Regions from separate parts of the Homo sapiens genome. Here region 1 is linked to region 2. A link is a loop called in an ENCODE intact Hi-C map of the cell type or tissue named here. Cell type or tissue: heart right ventricle. All regions are shown on one strand.

What was found. Hi-C counts contacts between places; a loop is a spot of excess contacts. Peaks named below come from ENCODE experiments on the same cell type or tissue, not always from the same donor. Only the 100,000 strongest peaks of a DNase experiment are listed, where the experiment ranks them.
Region 1: a loop joins it to region 2, with 2.7 times the contacts of the local background. A loop is called at or near these places in 2 of 110 quality-filtered maps.

Annotation. Positions count from the first base shown.
Region 1 is chr5:61,813,735-61,821,734 of GRCh38, forward strand. No RefSeq gene overlaps it. Among named protein-coding and RNA genes, the nearest start is that of LINC03123, 82 kb to the left of the region's middle. In heart right ventricle, CTCF peaks have their summits at 4,199 and 4,402; a DNase peak (open chromatin) is centred at 4,213; H3K27me3 peaks cover 2,628 bases.
Region 2 is chr5:61,273,077-61,281,076 of GRCh38, forward strand. No RefSeq gene overlaps it. Among named protein-coding and RNA genes, the nearest start is that of LINC02057, 12 kb to the left of the region's middle. In heart right ventricle, a CTCF peak has its summit at 4,265; DNase peaks (open chromatin) are centred at 2,945 and 7,833; H3K27ac peaks cover 1,705 bases.

The DNA.
Region 1 (8,000 bases), 540 kb after region 2:
AATTGAGGCACAGAATGGCTAAGTAACTGGCTTTAGGAAGGAATTTTAACTTAGGCAGTTGGTTTTTACTTATTATGCAATATCACTATGCTTAAAAGAAAACCATTAGGGTGGGTGCAGTGGCTCATGCCTGTAATCCCAGCACTCTGGGAGGCCAAGGCAGGCGGATCACCTGAGGTCAGGAGTTCGAGACTAACCTGGCCAATGTGGCAAAACCCCACCTCACCTAAAACTGCAAAAATTACCCAGGCGTGGTGGCACATGCCTGGAGTCCCAGCTACTCAGGAGGCTGAGGCAGGAGAATCGCTTGAGCCCGGGAGGCAGAGGTTGCAGTGAGCCGAGATTTAGCTACTGCACTGCAACCTGGGTGACAGAGTGAGACTCCGTCTCAAAAAACAAAACAAAACAAAACAGAAAGAAGCCTGGCCAACATGGTGAAACCCTGTCTCTACCAAAAAATTAGCCAGATGTGGTGGGGGTCACCTGTGATCCCAGCTACTCGGGAGGCTGAGGCAGGAGAATCACCTGAACCCGGGAAGTGGAGGTTGCAGTGAGCCAAGATTGTGCCGCTGCACTCCAGCCTGGGCAACAGAGTGAGACTCCATCAAAAAGTAAAAAAAAAAAAAGAAAGAAAGAGAGAGAGAGAGTGAGAAGGAAGGAAGAAAGGAAGGAAGGATGGATGGAGAAAGAAAAGAAAAAAGAAAAGAAAAGAAAGGCGTTGACATACACAGGTATGACTTTCAAAGAAGGATCTTTTCAGGAATGAAACACACCTGCCATGGACTTAGGGCACCTCACCTGGCTATGTCCCCTACACTGAGCTCAAAAGCAGAGAAAATCTGAATGATCATCATGGATGCATCCATTTGTAGGCGTCCTTGTTTCTGGAATCTCACACACTGTGAGAGTGGATTTATGACTATTTCTTGAACTATATGAAGGGCTTAATTTTCAAGCGTGAATAATGTACAATTCAGGAGAAACATATTCATACTGGGAAAATCCTGAAAGATAATAAGGTTTTAAAAAAATTAGCATAGCTACTCTCAAAGTTAGAAAAGAGAAAGTTTCTTGCTATTTGCATTTATAATAGTTTGTCTCATCTGAAACGTAAACCATTTTGGTTTGGTACCCTCCTTTGCCCCCACCATTAGTGAAAAAGAGAATCACTGATTTGTATATAAAGAAAGGAAATAAGGGAGAGAGGGAAAAAAGATAGACAGGAGGAGGAAGTAAGTGGAGAAAGGAAAATGAAGTAGCTTTTTTTCTGAGAGTGAACTATGACAGCACGGAAATGGGAATATAACTGAGCACCTGAAATTATCTGCCCTTGTTGATTAAACAAACAATTCCCTTTCGTCAAGTGATTATTTTTACCTTTATAGAAAATGTTTGTTTTAAGATTTGCAATAAATGTAACCTTCCCTAAGTCTTAGAATGGTATGTCCTAGGGTGACCTTCAGAATTTGTTTGCAACCAGTTTGACCAGGGCCCCAATCAAGTGAGAGCAGAATTCTCCCTGGTAAATAGAATTCAGGCAAACTCACAGGATCTTATCCTGGGATGTCATTAATCTGGAGTTTTAAAATGAGACCAATGGGAAAATAATATGGCAACATATCACTTCTCTCAGATCATTTTTTTTCTAGAATTTAAATATTCTAAAACATAGCCAAGAACCAGCAAGGCTCAGCAAAAAGACCACTGAGCAGCTAAAAGTACATAGAAGAAAGTCTGCGTATCAAAGTTCACACACTTTGCTCATAGAAGAGTTTATACAAGATAGCCTATGCCAGTGGTTTTGACTTTAAAACCACTGTTAATATTTGCCTTGTTTTCATCAATCAGCAGACTGGAAACTGCAAATGGAAACTACAGGGGAAAGGATTACTACTGGAGATAGTACACAGTGACAACAGCAAAAAGAGGCAAGAAAACAAAAGAGTAGAAAAAAAAACAACAACCAGACAGTAACTCTAAACACACAAGGATCTGGGGTCATTGGATGCAGGGGCAGATAGCCCTGTACATCCCAATCAACCCCCCACAGGGCAGAGCATCATTACAATTACACATACTAATGACTGCACCACCAAGAAAAGATGAATTTGTGTTCTGGGTAGAAAAGAAAAATCAGACAAGGAGGAATGCAATGAACAGAAAATTTTATATACGATTAAGTGGTCTTCTTCTGCTATCACCACCACCATCTACTATCAAACCGATTAAAATTAAAAACAACAACCACTCTAGGTAATCCCTAAAAGAATGGCTTGTTATGTATAAATGCCTCTCAGAGTATGAGATAGATAATGTTATTACTGTGTTTATCAGTATGTTCACATATAAACAAGAATAGATTGTTCCATAGAATAAAGGAAATGGTACATTCCATGAGAATGCTGATTTTCAGTGAATTAATAATCATAATGAGGGAGACAACTGTATTTTCCAAAATTCCAGGGAGGCTGAACAATCCAATCACTTAGTTCAAGCTGCTCTCCACCCTAGAAGCAGTTGAACAGGACGGGGAAAGACTGGGTTGCACTTTCCAGGGATGGGGCTGCCTGGGTCGTGAGTTGCATGTTGCCAGCCTCCCCTTTTGGAAGACAGCGGGGTCTGGCCGCGGGGGCGGGGAGGCAAAATGACGGAAGTCAGTGAGGGACAAGACCCGGTCTCTCATCAATTGTGAGTCTCTAATCAAGTTACCAGATTCACAATATTCTTGTGAGAGGTTGGGATTTTTTTAGGTGCAGAAAATGGTTAAGGACTTGAGGTCTATGTACTAGCTCGCTGGGCACTAAATTAACCTAAGACTCTTAGATTTAGAAGAATTGGAAGAAATCATTAGAAAATAAGGTTATGAATTTGCAGGAAATGTAAAAATAAGTGATGGGCTTCAGAATTTAGGGCTTTGAACAAATTTACCTAAATCTCTGAGGAAACCCAGGAGAAATCTGGATTTCTCTCTCTGTCTCTCCTATGTATGTTTGCATGTATATGTTTACATTTTTTAATGACTAATAGTTATTGTGTACCTACTGAGTAATGTGTTATGCTGAGTGGTTTCACATTCATGATTTTATTTAATCCTTAAACCAACTTTTGTGAGGTAGGAATTATGACAATGAGGAAATTGATGCTCAGAGAGGTTAATTAACTTACCCAATGTAAAAGTCACACAGCCAAAAAGAGAGCAGTTATTATAAAATATTCATCCTATGAAGCCCCAGGTGAATTTTCATGCACTAGGAAAAGCTGTTCTTATTTTTAAGCCTACGTTCCCTCAAACAGCCAGGGTGTCTGTCTTCTGGTTGTCAAGTTACTAAACCTTGGCAACAATGAAGGAGAATTTTAATGTTCCAAGATTTCAATAGATCTGGAGTTTCTGTGGGAAATTGAAGACGCAGTTTCCATGCAGGACAAGGAGGACAGCCATATCTTGTAGATTTAAGGCATTTACCGTGTATATGTGTTAGGAGTCGTTTTCTTCTGCTATCACCACCGCCAGAGATAAAGAATGAATGATACCGAGTTTGCAGGGCTGATATCTATCTGCAGCGGTATGCATTCCAGCCTCACAGGAATAAATACAAGGATGTGCTGATAATTACGCCTTGATACACGACAGAGGATATAAAAATGCTTTCTCAATTTGTCTAGCGCACGGTGAATAATAAGGTTGTCCATGTGTTTATAGGAGGCAGAGTACTTAAAGCTCTATTGTTATTTCCACAGGAAAACAACTTTGAGAAAAGCATGTTTTCTGTGTTAACCTAGGAATGTATGTTTATCTCACAGTGCCTTGCTTGCCTTTTCTTTTCTAACCTGCATAAATTCCTTGAATTTAAATTCGACAGAGACACTCTACCTTCACTTTGAAATGAGAGAGCTGCACAGAATGTCAAACAGAGCCAACATTTCCTGACTTCTGACCCAGCTCAGGGTATTTTTTTTTTCTTTACATGACTCAGACAGGCTCTTGGAAGCCTAGAGATAAAAGGCCCTATTAGAAGTGCAAAATATGACTATTATTACCTCCTTTAATAAGGCTTCTTGCCAATTTTTCAAATGACTAGAGTCTGTTTGCTAATTATTACTCCACAGTTTCTGCATTCATTTTCTTTCCCTGAAGGAGCCTGATTCCAATGAAGATGAAGGAAAGTGCTAAAAAGTGTGTTTACTGCCATCTATGGGATGCAGCCGGGCTATCAGGGCAGCGGAGTTCCTTCCCATGTAACACACGGGAAACTGCAGTTCCAAGGCCACGCAGAAAAGCTCATGCATTGCAAGCACTCCACGTGAAAATACCATTGGAAAATCATTTGTTTAAAGTTTTCCAGAAATAAGAGTTCATATTGCTACTCCATAATGAGGGAGCAAATTTTCCTGTATTTAAGGCAATTATGTTTATATTTACAGTAACATGTCGGCCCTGGGCTCTACTCACAACTAGGGCTTCCAGCCTATGATTAACCTCAAATGTTCTAGCAGGAATACTAGAAGTAAAAATTCATTGGCTAGACCACTCTGAATATTCTGAAGAAGGTCAAGGACCAGAAAATAAAGGCTCCTGAGTGACCAAATAGATGTGTAAAGTATATGTGCTGTGGTCTATGAATTTGACTCATGAATCAGTCAAATTTCCAGTCTATTATAGCAAATTTTACTGTTTTAGTATCAGAAACCCTTAGTATCAAAGGCATCAAATTACAAGAAGAAGGCAGAGGCTTTGAAAGACAAACGCTTAAGAGAACCAAGAAAGGATGGTGTATATCCTAAACCCTGGGGAGAGAAAAGGGAACTATGAAAAAAGAGATACAAGATCTCAAAGGAGCAAAGCAGTTTGGACAATTGTGGTATAATGTAGCAATCTATGTTCACATTAATGACTCAATTCTCAAATAATGGTTAAATTTTGTTAGGTTTACCTAGTCATTAGTATGAAAAGACCAAGGGATACATAGTGCACAGAAAGAGAAATATACATGGCCCTTAATATCTGAAAAGATGCTCATAAACCTCACTCATATTAAGAGAGCTGCAGATTAAAAGTAATGAGATAAAGACAAATTACATACTGGGAGAAAATATTTGCAAAACCAAGATAAGGGACTTGTATTCAAAATATACAAATAATTCTTAAAACTAAACAATGAGAAAATGAACAACATAATTAAAAGGTAGGCAAAAGATCTGAAGACACCTCACCAAAGTAGATGGCAAGCAAGCATATGAAAAGGTGCTCAGTGTCATTAGAAAAATGTAAATTAAAATGTGCAGCGATATCAATGAGATATCACTGCACATCTATCAGGAGGGCTAAAATCCAAAATGTTGACAGCACTAAACGCTGACAAGAATGTGAAGCAACAGGAACTCTCATTCAGTGCTGTTGGGAATTCGAAATGGTATAGCCACCTTGGAAAACAGTTTGGCAGTTTCTCACAAAGCTAAACACAGCCTTACCATGCAATCCAGCAAACATGCTCCTGGAGTTTTATCCAAATGAGTTGAAAACTTATGTCCACATAAAAAACTGCACGTGAATGTTTATAACAGCTTTATTCATAATTGCCCCAAATTGGAAGCAACAAAGATGTGCTTTAAAAGGTTAATGGATAAACCAACTGTGGTACATCCAGGCAGTGGAATATTATTCAACACTAAAAAGAAATGAGCTGTTAAGCCATGTAAAGGCATGGAGGAAACTTAAATGTATATTACTAAGTGAAAGAAGCCAGTTTGAAAAGGCTCTATACTGTATGATTCTAACTATACAACATCTTGGAAAAGGCAAAACAATGAAGACAGTAAAAAGATCAGTGGCTGCCAGGGGTTCTAGAGAAGAGTGCAAAGGAGGAATGAAAAGGTGGAACACAGGGGACTTTCAGAGCAGCAAAGATATTCTGTATGCTACTATAATGGTGGAAACACGTTATTATACTTGTCCAAACCCATACAATGTATAATACCAACAGTGAACCCTACTGTAGTTAAAATAACATATCAACATTGGTTTATCAATTGTAACAAATGTACCACACTAAAGAAAATGGAGGATGGACAAAAAGTTACAAGAAAAATGAAAATGGCAAGAAAGCAAGCAAGCAAGTTTTACAATCCTCATGTTAGACAAAGTAAAATTCAAACCAAAGCATATTAGAAGCACAGAGAAGGACAGTTTATAAAAGCCACATTCCATAATAAAAATATATTTTAAAAAATTAAATGCACTAGTATCCTCTACTCACTGATTAACAACAATTTTAAAGAAAATTTGGTTGTATATTGTATTGATGACAGTGTGGGGAAACAAGTCCCCTCATACAGTGATAGCAAGAGAAAGAAATTGATGCAAACTATGAAAGGTGGTGTGATAATAGTTATCACAATGACAAAGACACATAACCCTTCTTGGAGACAGCGATTCTCTTCTGGAAATTTAACCTATAAACATATTCGAATGTGTGCAAAATGGAGTAAATACAAAGATTAAAACTGTAGCATTTTTTTATAATAGCAAAAGATTGAAAATAACTAGATGCCCATCAGTAGGAGATTGCTTTATTAAATAATGCTGCATCCATACAATGGACCAGATGTTGCCTTTATATAGAATGAGGCGGCTTTTTGTGTATTGATGAAAAATGATGATCAGTACATAAGTCCTTAAAAACAAGGTGTAGTAGAGCACCATGGCATGTCACCTTTGGGCTTGTATACATATAGACTATCACAGGAAGGATATGCCTGTAGCCTGGTAATGTTGACGCCAGTAGCCTCTGTTAGGGATGGGGAAGTGAGGGCCATAGTGCTGGGATAGAGAGAAGACTTAATGATCACTCTCTACCCTTTTGTTTCTATCCTGGAAAAAAATGCTAAAAAATAATTTTAAAATAAAGAAGGCAAGAGGGTGTATAATAAACTTTGGGATGTTTCCATTTACTCTTTTAAAAATGTTGATCTTTAAAATGTTGGTTAGCTCTAGTTATCTGGACAATTTAATTATGTGGAACACCTCATTTCCTGACAGTGCTGAATGGATAAGGCATTACTCTGGTTTGCTGACTTATGCACAATTACAGAGTTAACATTATCATCATAGCACAAAAGAGACTGGAATTTAGAACAAAGGATGGGGATACTTTTCAACAAAGGCATTAAGGCAGAAGGAGAGCAGAGAAAATGGAGAGTCTGTAATTCTCACACTGACGGAGGGATGGAGGCAGAATGAACAAAATCTATGAGCTTTGGTGAAGTGCCGTGCTTCTGCGCCTCACAGGCAAGGCTCTGTCCACACAACAGCACAGCTGGCTGCTGCCTTCCTGGGAAGCAGCCCTGACAAGGAGAAGAGGTGTTTGGAGGGATTGTAAAGAAGGCAGGGAGCCTAAATCCTGGCATCAGCTGCAGGCACGCACAGGACTCAGGCATGTAAGCATGCCCACCATACACTAACTCAAGTGTCAAGCAACTGCCTTGACAGAATAGAGCAGAAGTTGACCATCAGGCAGATGGAGATTGCAGAATTATTCCTCTAGCATGTTTTTAAAATATAGATGTTTCATGTAACAATTCTTGTTTTTAGCTTTGTTTAAAAAATTGGAAAATCTAACAATATGATGCCTACTTTCCTCACATGTTAACAACACACTGGAGCAGAGGAGGGACTGTCTCCCTTTACATGGAACACCAGCTCAGCAGGTAACCATGGTCCCCAGCACTCCCTCTCACCCTACACGTGGCCCACCTCACTCAAGTACTTGCTGGCCTGTATAGGCATTTTAATTTGCAAATCCTAGACTAGACTTGGAAAGGGTTGTTTTGGGGAATTGTCTCAGAAGTAGAAGATGCTTGAACAGATTTTGAAAGGCAGAAGATAGTGGTTTTGGGGATTGGGTATGCAAGGCATTTTAGAATGAAGCTTCCTGGAAGACTGGAGTGTTTCCTCTTGTCCAAAAATTGGGCCAAGCACAGGGCACCTGTGGTTTGGGGAGATG
Region 2 (8,000 bases):
ACTGGACACCTCTTCTTGAACACTCTCTTCCACTCCTTTAACTAGCTTCAGTTACCACATCTATATTTTTAGTGCAGATTCATCAACTAACTCACTCTACACTGGTCATCTGCTTTAGACGCCCCATAGACACATCAGCCTCAGCACCTGTGTTCTCTCTTTCAGTGAATGGTGTTGTCATCCAAGCCAAAGAGTTGGGAGTCTTTCTCTCATCTTCCCCTTCCCCTGCTCTCTATAGCCAGCCTTCCAATTGTCATTTGAATCTGCCTTCTCAGCTACTATCCTAGTCCTTGCCACCAGTTTCTCTGTGTCTTTACAACAGCTGATCTCTCTGCCTCCAGCCTTCCCCTCCCCCATCAATTCTCTACACTCTTTGCTTTGACCCTTTCAATGGCTTCCTCTACCCTCAGGATAAATCCCAAGTTCCTTAACATGGTTACAAGACCCTGCATGACCTCATCTTATTCACCAACCATCTTTTGCATTCTAAGATCCAGCCTTACTGCTTTCATTCTTTAAATACTCTATATTCTTCCATACTCTGAATCTCAGAATGCAATGATCCTTCTGCCTAGAAAGCTCTTTTCTTTTCTCTTCTCCTGGATAGGTTTTCTTCATTTTTCATGTCTCAGCTTTCATCTGTCTTCCTCCAGAAACCCTGGTTTGATGAGCTTCACCCTGGGTTAGATGTTTCTCCCATAGCATCTTGTGCTTCCTCTTTCATAACTATCATTGCCCTGTAATGAATTGCTTCTTTAGTTCTGATTCTTCCACAAGATTAAGTTTAAAATGGAGCTTATGGCTGGGTGCTATGGCTCACACCTGTAATCCCCAGCGCTTTGGGAGGCTGAGGTGGGCAGATCACTTGAGCTCAGGAATTCAAAACCAGTCTGGGGAACATGGAGAAAACCTGTGTCTACAAAGAATGCAAAAAGTTAGCCAAGCATGATGGTCTGCACCTGAAGTCCCAGCTACTTGGGAGGCTGAGGTGGGAGGATCACTTGAGCCTGGGAGGTGGAGGTTGCAATGAACCCAGATTGTGCCACTATACTCCAGCCTAGGCAGCAGAGATAGAACCTGTATTAGAAAAAAAAAAAAAAAGGAGCATAGCCCTCCTGATACACCACTCTGGCACATAGTAAATGCCAAATAATCATTGTATGAACTGATGAATGCACGACCAACCCCCATTTCACAGTGTATTTTAACAAAGAAACATACACAGAGCCTTGCTGCCTTTGTGGAATCACCAAGGGAAAATAGCTCAGCCAAAGGTACTCTACATAGTTATAATTCTAATTCTGACTAACTTGTTAGGGTTCTCCCTCTGGTGATATATTGTAGAATTTAAAACATGTTTGCAATAATGCATGCCTTCATCTTCCCTTTAAAAACTGTGTGTGTGTGCATGTCCACGTCATTGTGTCAGAGAATGGGTTTGCCAAATAGGCCTTTGTAGTCCAGTAGTTTGAACTATTAGATTACTAATAGAAATCTATGAGAAGATTGTTCTTCAGCAAGTTTTCCAGTAAATTATCTCTAGGCAAGAATGTAGCAACTGGGTATTTTAAAATGTATTTTTGTAGCAGCTATTGACAAAGTACAGCCTGTATTGCTTAAGAAATTTTAACATGTAGACATCTAAAGTGCATTGTTGAAATAAAATGATACATACATTCCAAGGGTCAAGGCTGACCAATGTCAGATTTAAGAATGTCAGTTGGCAGAAGTGGAGGAATTTGGGAACTAGAAAACATGGCTATTTGCTCAGGTTAATTCTGAAATGGGTGGAGGGAGAATCAATGAGCATGTGAATCCAAGCAGTCTTCAGACAGAATTTTTAGCAGTGCACTCACAGTGAAAGTAAAACCTTTAGAAACTAAAAAAATTAAACATCAAGCTGAACAAATAAATAAAGCAGGAACAAAACTGGCATAGGTCTGGTTTTTTAAAGAAGAGAACCAAAGCAGGCAGTTCTTAGCTGATCTCCTGGAATTCCTAGTAAAAGAAAGAAAGAAAATAAGGGTGCCCACACTGGATTATCAAATCTGTTTTCTTTTCCTTAGCTCTAGGGCTGTACAGAAGCCTCCATGCTCTTGGATATGTGTGCCACCTCAAACCCAGCCCCTCCCAGACGCTTCAGCCCCTGAGCTGCACCCCCACCTGGCTCTCCTTCCTCTCTCCGCTACCTGGCTCTCCCTCCCCTCTCTCCTACCTGGCTCTCACTCTCCCCTCCCGTACTGCTGGTCTGGGTGTTGTCAGTTCTTTCCATTATTATGGGTCTGTCCATGCCACCACCCTGATGCAAGCCCCTACTGTCTGCTGCCCAGCCTGTGGGCAGGAAGGAGCCCCTGGGATGTAGTAACTAAGCTTCAGGCTCTAGCCAGGGACTACCAGGGTCTCAGCTTGGTTCTAGCACTTACAAGCCAACCAACGCTGGTCCAGTGATTCTGTGTCTCAATCTCCTCTTTGTTAAAAGGAGAGGGATGATAGTCCCTGGCCCACAGGGCTGTGTGAGGACTGAAGGAGGCGATGTGTATAAAGGTCACAGACCAGTACGTGGCCCAAAGTAGCATGCTCTGTACACACCAGCTACTGTTATTTCTTATTATTTCCTTGCTCCCTTTCTTGCCTCCATTGAATCCATTTTCCTGCAGTTATCACTTTCAAATAAACTCTGATCATAACACCTTCCTGCTGAAAACACTTGCAAAATTTGCCCGTGATTTTTAGGAACAGCCTAAATCCGTAAAAAGGCCTCCAAAACTGGGTGTGGCCTGGGCCCTACCTCCTTCTCCAGCCCCATCTTGCACCCTCTCCCCTTTGTTCTCAGAGCTCCAGATGCCTGGCTGTCTTTCAGTTCTTCAAACTAGAGGAGCTTCCCTCCACCTCAGGGCTTTACACAAGCTGCTTCCTCTGCCCGGAACGCCGACTCATCCTTCCCGTCTCGGTGCGAGCCTCATCACTTCCTCAGGGAGATCTTGCCCAGCCTCCCTCACTAGGTCAAAGCAGGCTGTGGCACCAATCATACTTCTCCTTCAATGGCGTTCCTCAGGGTCACCATCTAACACATTTGTGTGGTTACTAGATCAACACCGCTCTCACTGCTACAGTGAAAACTCTGTGAAGGCAGGGAGCATGACTATTTTTTATTTATTCCAACCCTCAGAGCCTAGAGTAGTTCCTGAAATGCAACAAAGTAGGTGCTTTGAAATGAGGAAGGGGCTGGGTGAGGTGGCTAACACCTGTTACCCCAGCACTTTGGAAGCCGTGGTGGGAGGATCATTTGAGGCCAGGAGTTTGAGACCAGCCTGGGCAATGTAGCAAGACTCCATCTCTACAAAGAATTTTATTTTTATTTATTTATTTTTGAGACAGGGTCTGGCTCTGTCACCCAGGCTAGAGTGCAGCAACACAGTCACAGCTCACTGCAGCCTCAACTTCCCAGGATCAAGCAAGCCTCCCACCTCAGTCTCCCAAGGAGCTACGACTATGGGTGTGCACCACCACGCCCAGCTATTTTTTTTTATTTTTCTTTAGGGACAGGGTGTCCCTATATTGCCCAGGCTGGTCTTGAACTCCTGGACTCAAGCAATCCTCTGGACTTAGCCTCCCAAAGTGCTGGGATCACAGGTGTGAGCCACTGCACCTGGCCTGCTATAAAACATTAAAAAATTTCCTAGGCATGGTAGTGCATATCTGTAGTCCTAGATGATCCCTTGAGCCCAGGAGGTTGAGGCTGTAGTGAGCTGTCATTGTGCCACTGCACTCCAGCCTGGGTGACAGAGTGAGACCGTGTCTCAAAGAAAAGAATTAAGATAGAAGGGAGGGAAGAAAAGAAGGAGAGGGAAGAAAAATGCATGCTGGTACCCTTGCCTGTTCTGGAGGCCACATTGCCCTGAGGATTTCTGTCAGTCTCCAGGAACCATCTCATTCCATAAGCCTTGTGTGCTTTTCTCACTTCCTACTGCCTTTGACTCATTAAGGTGTTGATTCTCAATTCAATTCGAATGTTTGTTCTTAGGAAAAATGGTCCTTACATTGGCATGATGGTGTGACCTCTGAATGCAGTTTATGGCTTTTTTGTGTGTTTGTTTTATGTACAGACATTTTGTGATTTCAAGAAAGGATAAAGTGATAGGTATGAAGTTGCAGGGAAAAAAAATTCCATCAACCCAAATCCAAAAGGGTTCCTTGCCCAGCACAGCACAGCAGCTCACTCTCTGGTATTTCTGCCCCCACACTGAGGAGAGACCCACAGGAGGAGCTCCAGCACAAGCCGATGGCAAAGGAAGGGAAACAATAGGAGGGGAGAACAGCCTCCCACATCCACCATTTCAACCTCTCAGAGAAAGTACTGAAAGTGAAAGGAGCATGAATAAAGAAGCCATTTCTCTGAACTAAAAGCAGAGGAGAGGGCTCTTCCTCCTGCTGCACATGAGTGAACAAAGATGGGCTCCAGAAGAACCAGAGGAGAAAGAATGCCAGCGTTGAGAGGAGGTTTTCCCCTTAATCCAACTCCGTTCTTGCATGAGGGAGGCAATGAAAGGCCAGAGAAGTGAAGGGATTTGCAGAGGACACACAGAGGCGAGCTAGAGGAAAGGAAGTGGGGTTTATTGAGTGACTACTGCTTTGGGCTCCTCCCTGTAGTTTAGGTATTTTGCTCTGATTGAATCTTACATAACTATATGAAGTAGATTTCATTACCACATTTTACAGAAAAAAAAAAAAAAAAAAAAACCATGGATACTCCAAAAGGCCCAGGACGAAGATATAAAGCTGCCCAGTGGAAACACGCTGTGGCTGACACTGCAAAGAATCCCGGCTCAGCCACGTCCTTGTTCTTGTGCAAGCCAGCGCCCTGCACCTGAAGGCCCTTATGTGGAGGGTGACTACATGCTCTGCCTTGCCTGAGTCAGACCTGGTTTACACCTGTTGTTCGAGTGTCATTAGTAATAGCACCTCCTCTCTCAAAAGTGCCTTATTTGAGGCTGGGCGTGGTGACTCACACCCATAATCCCAGCACTTTGGGAGGCCAGGGTGGGAGGATCACTTGAATCCAGGAGTTTGAGACCAGCCTGCGCAACTCAGTGAGACCTCATCTCTACTAAAAAAAATTTTTTTAAATGTAAAAGGTGCCCTGTTTGGGATAACGAATTTATTGTGTGATCACCCTACTGTCTATAAAATGGGGATATTAATGTTACCTAGGTCGTGGAGTGGCTGCAAGGACTCAATGAGATGTCGCACATAAAATACATGGCATCTAGTCAGTGCTCAATAAATGTTAGCTGCTATTATTATTATTAGGGTGGCATCTAGAGAGGCGGCAGCAAGGAGTGAAGCCAAGCTTCCCACTTGACATTCCCACCTTGGTCTCTGTGAATGATGCTCCCTGTAGTTGTGCAGTGCCAGCCTTTGTGGCTTCAGACTGACCCGGCATGGGCAGCACTAGCTACTCTAGATTAGAGACCATATGGGGGCACCACACTTGCCACTTCTACCTCTGCACCAATCAGATTCACCACCTTCTCCTTCTTGGGTTACATTGTTGGGACTGAATTTTTTTTCTTTTACTGAAAAGTTTAGAGCCCAGATTTCTTAAAGGGGAAGAATGTCAAGCAGCGAATCCTGCAGAGCATCCCTACCCCTGGCCCCAGCCCATGCTAATTAAGTGACTGACTTAAGGAAGTTGCCTCCTCTTAGAAATTAAGAGGTGGATTGAGTATTTTCCTCTGGCCTCCTTAAATGTTCTTGGTTACAGTGATAAAAATGCTGAGCTCTATTGCCTACTATTGGAGTGAAGGCTGCTGGAAACTCCTCGTTCCCTGAAGAACCTAATTGTCGATGCTAGTGCATCTAAACAGGTGTTCTTTAGATTACTTTTGCTAATGCCTTTTCACTGGAAAGATCAATTTAAATGTTGCTTTGAGCTAATTAGTTATTGCTTCTGTGTCCATCCAAATTTATATATTTGATTCTGTGTGCTGGATGAGGCATTACCTTCAAAATCTATAAGCTTACACAAGGTAGGTCATTTTAAATTTAGTTATCTGTCCTCTTCTATATTTTATACAAATATGCATATATTTCTTTTATTATTTAAAATGCCACCAGGTGTTGTGGCTCATGCCTGTAATCCTAACACTTTGGGAGGCTGAGGTGGGTGGGTTGCTTGAGCCCAGGAGTTCGAGACCTGCTTGGGCAACATGGCGAGACCACATCTCTACCAAAAAGAATACAAAAATTAGCTGGGCATGGTGGTGCATGCCTATAGTCCCAGCTACTTGGGAGGCTGGGGTGGGAGGATCACTTGAGCCCAGGAGGTTAAGACTGCAGTAAGCCTAGATTGCGCCACTGCACTCCAGCCTGGGTGACAGAGCTGGATTCTGTCCCCAAAAAAATAAAGAAAACAAAAACAAAATGAAATGCCTAGTTTAAACATATATTAGAATGTCCAGCATCATCTTTGGATGTCCTCTATCACCAAGAATGGTGTGTTATACAGAGTATGTGTTGAATGACTATTTGTGGAACAGATAAACTAATACCCTAACTTAAATGGCAAACAGATTAGATTTGTTGTCTCTAGGTGTTTTCGTTTGGGAATCCTTTAAATGTTGCCTAAACTTTCTGTGTTTATTCTGTTCTCTGCCTAGAATTTCCTCCATTTCATCTCTATCTCTGGAAATCTTGCCATTCATTCAAGATTCTCTTCAAATGCCAGTTTCTCCATGAAACCCAGCTTGCAGTCTCCAACCAGATATCATGGAGTCATTCTTAGAACAAAGGATCTGGAAAGGGCCACGTCTAGTTTTCCAGATTCCACATTACTCCAGGTCTCTGTTACCTTATCTGGTGGGTATGTGGAGAATGTGAACTGCTTAAAATGAGACAGATGGTATACTCTGCTGAACCCAGTATATTACCTAACTGATAGTAAGTGCTTAATGAACGGTAAGTTTATAGTTTGGAAGAAGGATGTTTAAAAAATAGGGTACACTTGAACCTATTAATAAAAGTAATTAATGTGGCTCTTCAATCAAGCCCCCAAAACATAGAGCTTTAGAACCTAGAAGTTGTCTGTTCAGACTCTCCTTTTAGAGTCTTAGGATCTTGTTTAAGGTCACCTGGCTGAGGAGGAGCAGAGTCCAGCCAACAGGTCTCCTGAGTGCTGTTCCAGACATTTCTTCAGGCATAATTTAACATGTATCAGTTTATCCTTGAGTGTAAAGTACACTTCATGATTGAATGCAGGTAACTGGCTATTCATACTTCCCCCACCCCCTTTCTTTTAGTGCCTGTTTCTAAGCAGCAGAGTTGTGGTTCAGTGACTCTGTCTGTATAATATGAAAACAGGGCACCCAGCCAATTCTGATGAGCTAATTATTTCCCTAAATTATCATGCCTAAGCAAAGGGCCCTCAACTCTGCTGTTCAACACTTATCATTGTATTTGGGGGGTGAGCTGTACATAAGGCATATCATCAGATAGCTAGAATTTTCTATTTCAGATTGTCAAGCAGTGAAAATTGTCGTTCTTAGAAATGACTGACAATCCCCCTTCCTCATTTCTGCTACATTGAGTTAGGTAAAGAAAAAAAAAAAAGACTTCAGTCTTTTTACAGATCTCTTGCTGAAAACACGTGACAGAACTATACATTTTCACTAGAAATTGATGGAAAAATGAGCACTTCCAAATGCCTGAAAAACTTTGCAAAGGTCCCACTTAACAGAATGTGGCTAACACCTCAAAAAATAAAGCAAAATAAATGTTGCAGTGGGCATGAATCTTGCTTCAAGTGCTGGGTTGTTGGCTGGTTGCCTGGGGAGAGTGGGGCCAGGGCTTGCCAGCTGGCAGAGCCACATGCCTATAAAGGATGCAGTCAGCTTACACCTTGGCAAACTATGATTTTGATGGAAATCTTAGAGGTCAGCAGACGTTCTCCCTAGTAGAGTTACGTTAGCTCAGGTCATTGCTTTTATTTGAGTGAAGAAAAC